Regions from separate parts of the Homo sapiens genome. Here region 2 is linked to region 1. The links are chromatin contacts, found by Hi-C in ENCODE. All regions are on one chromosome and are shown on one strand. Each heading gives the region's core, a stretch centred on a gene start or an enhancer-like site at or near the end of the contact. The rest is flanking DNA. Distances are from core to core; before and after follow the strand shown. Region 1 holds the start of SIX6 (SIX homeobox 6). Region 2 holds the start of PRKCH-AS1 (PRKCH antisense RNA 1).

Region 1 (3,391 bases), core at 225-2,724:
GGATTGTAAGGAGCATTTGGGCCTGGGGGATGAGGCCGGGCTCTTCCGCAAAATGTTTGGCTAATCGAGATCCACACTCCGGGAAACGAAAAGCCTCGGCCCACGGACTAGTTTGCTGTTTTGAGACAAGAGTGGCAGGCAGCGCATGGGAAGAGGAAAACTCGACTTCCCATTTCTCAAAAGTCCATTGAAAACTGTTTTCAAAGCATTAGGGAGGGATATACCTGGGCTTTGAAAATGATAATTAACATGAAACCGACACATTGCTAATAAGCCAGGCTTCGATTAATAGTAGGAGCCTGTGCCCAGGCTGACAAGAATTAGCTTTGGGTCTTGGGGTCCCTAACTGTTTGTAGGATTTTAATTTTTTATTTCTCTTCCCCTCTCCGTCCCAGTGAAGCCTTGGTTTGGTGACCGGGACCAGCTGCTGCAGCTGCCCGCAGGCGTGGGGAGCCAGCGGGTGGGGAAGCAGAGCCGGCAAGGGAACTCCCGGCCAGGAGCCCAGAACGCAGGGCTCTTAACCCAAGACAGACCGCGCTCCCAACTCCTGCTGAATTGGAGTCGCCAGGGACTGGGTAAGGGCGCCAGAGGTGCCTCCACCCGCCTCCTCCCCGGTGCGCTCAAAGCGCGGAGGCCTCTAGGTACCGACCTGTTCTTGGCTGCAGCCGCTCGGTCCCTTTGTCGGCGGTTTTTGAACCAGTTGCCCACCTGCGTAGGGGTCAGTCCGGTTGCCTGGGCGAGCTCACGTTTTTTGCTGGGGTTAGGGTATGGATCCTGCAGGTACCACTCGCGTAGCAGGTGCCGCGTGCGCTCCTTGAAGCAGTGTGTCTTCTGTTCGCCGTCCCAAATGGTGCGCGGCAGCGGGAACTTCTTCCTTACTCGGTACTTGTCCACAGGTCCCAGGGGTCTTCCACGCAGCTTCTCAGCCTCCTGGTAGTGTGCTTCAAGCCACAGCGCCTGCAGCTTGGCGTGCGACTCCTTGGTGAACTTGTGGTTTTCCAGGATATGATAGAGCTCGCGGTAGTTGCCACCGTGAAAGGCCACGATGGCTCGTGCGCGTAGCACCGACTCATTCTTGTTGAGGGCCTCGCAGGCCGCAGGGGCCACGGGCAGCGACCAGAGGAAGCGACCCAGGCGCTCCACATCGCCGCTCTCTTCCAGGGTCTCACATACCCCGGCCACTTGCTGGGGGCTGAAATTCAAGATGGGCAGCTGGAACATCGAGGCAGTGCCGGCGGCGGCGAGGGCACTGAGCCCGGAGCGGGACACGCAGCAGATGCCCGCGGGCCTGGCTGAGTGTGCCAGGCGCTTGTTGATGAGGCGGATTGGGGCAGCGGGACACACTACCGGGTGGCGGCGGTGGCTCAACGGCCGGGAGCGGACGACCCCGACTGGAGGAGGTGCTGGCTCCGCGGCTTGGGGTTCGGGCTCGGCTCGGCTCAGGCACGCCGGCAGGCGAGCTGGCTCCGCTATTGGGGTGGGCGGATTGGCGGCGCGGGCGCCATGGAGACCCCCTGTCAGTCACCGGGTGGCTCTGCCAATCAAAGCTTGAATCAGCACGCCAGGACTATTTCAGCACCTCCCCGTGCTCGACAGCGCCCGCCGTTAGCTCCTGGACTTTTCTTCAGTATTTTGCAGAACCTGGAGGTTGAAAAGACATGCGAGTGTCTGGGAGAAAAAGAGAGGCGAGTGCGGCAGCGTTCACTACTCCTCCCTCCCCCACCCCGCTCTACCCCTCCCTCCCTTTTTCCCACCAAATAGGCAGTGATGCCACAGGAATTCAGGAATTCACTTTGGGGCGATGCGTTGTCTCGGTCGAGAGGTCTCCAGAGGACAAAGAGGACTGGGCCAAACTGAAATGCTCCGAGAATTCGCAAGTTTAGTTGTAACGAAACAGCAAACCTTGCGGTGGGAGCAGGAAGCCGGTGGGGGGAAGCGATCTTCTCATTTTTCCCAAGTACCCATCTCTGCATGCCTCCCTCTTCCCCTTTCCAGTTGCCAAAGCAGCTGAGTGGGAAGCAAATCTGGAGCAGCAGGAACAGGACCAGGGATCTGTAGAAGAGGTCAGTTTGAACTCTAGCCTTACTCCCTTCAAAGCCCACTAAAATAATTTTAAATGCCAACAAGGACATGTTCACGTCTGATAACGCAGATGCAGACCACGAAGTCAGACACTTTAAGAAAAGAAGGGTGGGCTGTAGGGACCTCCAAATAAAGGGGGAGAAATATACTTTCTCCCCCTCCCCCAGTTTAATGGACTTGAACAAAGTGCAGCATAGCCACATCTAGAGCCGAGAAGTCATTGGTAGGTCAGGACAGCAACTTAAAAGCTTATTTCCTAGATCTTTTTTAAAATATCGACTTAACTCCTTTCCTTGTAGGCTTATTTTGCCCCTACCTTGTGTTAGAACTTATACCTCTTGAGCTGGGGATAACAACTCTAACCTTGGCATTTTAGCTCAAAAACAATTCAGTAAAAATACAATACAGAAGGGCATCCACGACAATGCGGGGGCCCAGAAAGCACTTCCTAAGCCGCTGATTATTGACCCCTCCTGTAGTGAGGAAGGAGTGGCTTGGTGGCTCTGACTTTGGGCTAGTGGAGTGAATTGGCAACTTTTATTGATTCCCAATTGGCAGTCCACATCATACCATTTTCTGAGGCCTGGGTCAAAGAAACCATGATCTCATCTGGGCCTGTGGTAGGGGTTTGTTTAGTTTGAAGAAAATAACTGGTAGGGGGCTGTATAACAAAAACGCCAGGAAAACCGTTTTGGGGAGGTCCATCCCTAGACAGAAATCAGGTGAGAACGTTCACAGCCGAACTGGACTGGACCCGACTGTCTTTTCTTTAGTATCAAGTACAATTTGTATGCGGCTTGTACAGATCTGGTAAATCAGAAGGCAGATAGATAGCACAGATGGTTGGAGGTGTCGGGTCAGATCACGCCACGCCTGAGTGCAGGGCAAAGCTCGTTCTGACGGAAAACCCTGATATTATTTTCACAGATCTTCACAGTTCACTCGAAAAAAATAGCAGAGGGGAAGAAAAAAGCCCTGAAACCATTTACATCATTTCTGTGAGATTGCCAACCGCCTCAACGGAGAGGCTTTCTTTTCTAAGAGTTCATTTTCTTGAAATACGACAAGGCAGGGGCAAAATAAAGAGGGCGATGAAGATAATGACAAAGCATAAACCTTCTTTCCCTTGGAGCGACTTCCGAATCAGCCGGAAGGACAACTTTTAGAAAGAAACATCGGATACAAGGGCCCCGAACACGCAGGCGGAGGAGAATCCGCGGTGCAGAAAAAGAGGGCCTCGGTGGCCGGGCAGGGATGAAGCCGGACCCGGGAGGGCTGCGATCCCGGAGCTTCTGGCCAGGGGAGGAAA
Region 2 (3,391 bases), core at 476-2,975, 810 kb before region 1:
AAAGAAAAGAAACAACACTCTGCCCAACCTATGTTCCATATCCTTACAGTTCTGAAATACCCAAAACCTTTTTAAAAAAAACAACAAAAAAAAAATCTGCCTTCTGATGCATGCAAACGCATGAAAAACTGCTGGTTTCAAGGTCATTTAAATGCTGACCCTCCCTACCAACCACTCAACGTTTTCCAAAACACCACCAGTGGGTTATATTAAACATCTAAGTGTAATTATTTCAGACCATTATAAATATCGATATCTGATTTACACTGAATATTCATCCAGTGGAACAATAAGCAGCTCTGTACATGCCACCTAGTCAGATAACGTGGATCTTCCTACACTTATGACACCAAGAAGTCCTCATCTTTTGGTCTTCATGTAGGCTGCAGGTTCTCCACCTCGACTGCATACTGGAATCACCTGGTGAGCCTAAAAGTACGGATGATGGGGTCCCACAGCCAGAGATTCCTATCTAGAATCTTTAAAAGTGGGGATTTTTTAAAGGTCCCTGGGTGATTCAAGTGGGAAGATTATGGTTGAGAAGGACGAGTCTAGGCTATCTCCAGGAAGAGATGCTTCTCATGGCCACTGGCCAATCTGCACCACCATAATTCAGAACCTAGTTCCTCTAGAGCTTTGCCCGACCTAACTCCTAATCAGACACTAATAGAACTCAACAATTCCATCTGGATGCCTACACTCACTTCTATTTCATTTCCAGAAATTCACAGGATAAATGTAAATATCTAACTGTATTTTAGCAATTCCTCTCTAGTCCCCACTTCTAAGTACCACAAAGTAAATTAGGCTGAAGGGAAATTAACTCAATATAATTTGACGATTAAGGTTAGTCATTATGGTTTTTGTACTTCTATTTAAAAGAAAGGAATAGCTCCACAAGCCATCTTTAATTTTAGAAAATATACGGTAAAATTACTAATTCCACAAAGTATAAAATAAATACCTAAATGAGCCTTCATCACCATCCATCTGATTTCACCACTTGTAAATTTCAAACATTTTCAATACTGATATTGGGTTCAAAACTGACTCCCTCCAGAACTTAAACTATTAAACTCCTGAGAGTCTTCAAATGGCGTACTCCACTTTGCCAAACCAGACTACTTTATTATAATTATCATTCCATCATCTCAAAGTGGGAACGATGACACCTGCATCACAAAGACAGTGTGAGGATTAGGCAGTAAAAGCATGTTAGCACCGTGTAGAGCGCTCTAGAAGTTTTAATTGATTTACAGCAGAAATTATGCCTCCTGGGAACTATGTGAAAAGCAGAGGCAAGGGGAGAGCTGCGGGTAGCTACACGTCAATACCCAGGAACACAGGCTGGTGATGGGGGGAGGGAAGACAGTTAACAACCTCCTGAGGAGTCCTTACAGCCTCTTCTCAGACCCATAGCAGCAGAAACCCACACTGCAGGACTCCCACCTCGGACTGACTAAGTTACTTGCAAGTATATGTAAATCTCATCTCCTTGGAAAAATGCTAAATAATAAAACTGCCAACGTGCAGACCCAGGCGCTCATTTCCCTGCCAGTGTAGCTCATGTACCTCTGGGATGTGCAAGCCGAAACACGTGTGCACGTCTGAGCGGCTGAACCAACATGTATCCATAAACATTATGAATAATACTCGCGAGAATGTACGGCTTTCTCCTAAGTAGCGCTTGAAGCACTTTACCCAAATCAAGTCCCTTTTGTATCACTCCTTCCCTGCCTTTCCTACCTATCACTCTCGTGCTGAAAGTTGGAGCTCCTTACCCAAAGACTGGGCGGAAAGGGTGACCGCCCTGGACCCCTGCCCGACTTCCCGTTAGGCCAAGCCGCTGTCCTGAAAGGGGATCGTGTCCAGGCCGGCTTCCTGGAGACACACCTGCGCCTGCACACACCCACCGCGGTCGCGTCACCAGTGCCGCGGCCACGTGGACGAAGACCAAAGTCTGGAGGGAATTCCCTCAGCCACAAAGCGATGGGAAAGCGGGACCCGGGTGAGTTTTGAAAAACATAAGGGGAACGGGGGTTGGGTGGACACAAAGGGAAGGGGTCACCGCTACTCACCCAACCCTCGAAGGTGTCCGAGGCGCCGGTCGTGCGCAGCAGCTCCTGGAACTGCAGGGTGCAGTTGGCCACGAAGTGGTCGTAGCCCAGGGGCGTCTCGTGGAAGACGGCCAACTCGAGGTGGCCGCCGTCGGTGACGTTAGCGCAAAACTCCTCGTTGTACGTGGGTTTGTTGGTCTTCTGCTTGGTGCTGGTCTGGCCCACGCGCACCTGGTCCACGCTCACCGTCAGATAGGGGTCCAGCAGCTGGTGGCCCTTCTTGAAGAGCGAGTGGCGCAGGGACCAGCGGGTGGGCTGCAGCCCCACTGCCTCACCGATGCGGACCCTCAAATAGCCATTGAACTTCATGGTGCCAGACGACATGCCGGCGCCGCTGCCCCGGCCCCGGGGGGCCGCGCTGCTTCGCAGCGGGAGAACCGGGAGTCCCGTCTCAGGCCAGCCCTCGGGACAGGTGCAGGAGTCGAGGCAGCCCTGGGGAAAGGCAGCGCCTAAGCGCCCCTCGACTGGCCATTCTGCCTCCTCCGTGGGACTTTTCCCTCCCCTCCTTCCCTCCCTCCCGAGGTGGAAAGGAGGGGAGCCCGCCGCCGAGCCCTCAGCGGGCCGGGGAAGCCCGACCGTCCCTTCCAAGCGCGCGGCGCCTCCCGGGGACTCGCGCAGGACTCGCCCCTTCTCCAGGGCCGGGCAGCTCCTCTCCCTGGAGAGCCGGACCTACCCGTCCGGTGAGCCCCAGCCCCAAGCGTCTCTTCCCCCGCCTCCTCTTGCTTCTCCTCCTGCCCCCGCCTCCGAAGGCTCACGCTCTCCCCCACTCGGCGAGCTTCAAACCAGGAAGCAGCTGCCGCCGCCGCATCCCCGGCGAGAACCTCGCACCGCCAGGTTCCAAGTTCACAGAACCCCCGCGTCCGCTCCCGCGCCTTCCGGACCCCAGGGGCGTGGCCCGCGGTCCGCGGCCCGGCCCTGCGGTGGGTGGATCCCCGCGCAAGCCCCCGGGAGGCCAGTGCCCGCTTGCGCCGCCCTGCGCGCCCTCCTTGTAGCGCTGGGTCTGGCCGTGCGCTGCGGGTTAGGGGCCACCCCGGGCGCAGGCCAAAAAGGAAAGGGTTCGTGGCCCAGCCCGAGCAAACACCTGAGGCGTGGTAGACTGACCTGGGGAGCGATGGAAGGTTGGGAGGACGCAGAGGAGGGCGCTCCAGCCAGGAACCCGCGCGGCGAGGAGTCGCCCGCCCCCTCTCTCCCAACCTCCCCGGTGGGCTGGTGACCCTGCAGGGCCATCCCCAAGAGGCCCTGGCCGGAGGCGGGGGCACGGCGGGGAGGTTCTT

Evidence for each region. Hi-C counts contacts between places; a loop is a spot of excess contacts on that map.
Region 2: a map with no recorded cell type shows a loop between it and region 1 (4-fold over the local background). The contact joins the promoter of PRKCH-AS1 here to the promoter of SIX6 in region 1. A Hi-C loop is called at or near these places in 1 of 37 single-sample maps with no recorded cell type.

What each region holds. Positions count from the first base shown.
Region 1 is chr14:60,507,229-60,510,619 of GRCh38, reverse strand. It overlaps SIX6 (SIX homeobox 6), which reads right to left and starts at 1,474. Exons shown (of 2, transcript NM_007374.3): 1 at 650-1,474. The coding sequence starts at 1,221. It also overlaps a transcript of C14orf39 not described here.
Region 2 is chr14:61,321,152-61,324,542 of GRCh38, reverse strand. It overlaps PRKCH-AS1 (PRKCH antisense RNA 1), which reads left to right and starts at 1,725. Exons shown (of 5, transcript NR_186042.1): 1 at 1,725-2,008. It overlaps PRKCH (protein kinase C eta), which reads right to left and starts at 2,964. Exons shown (of 14, transcript NM_006255.5): 1 at 2,079-2,964. The coding sequence starts at 2,441. RefSeq lists enhancers at 1,532-2,075, 2,076-2,620 and silencers at 2,582-2,751, 2,902-3,171.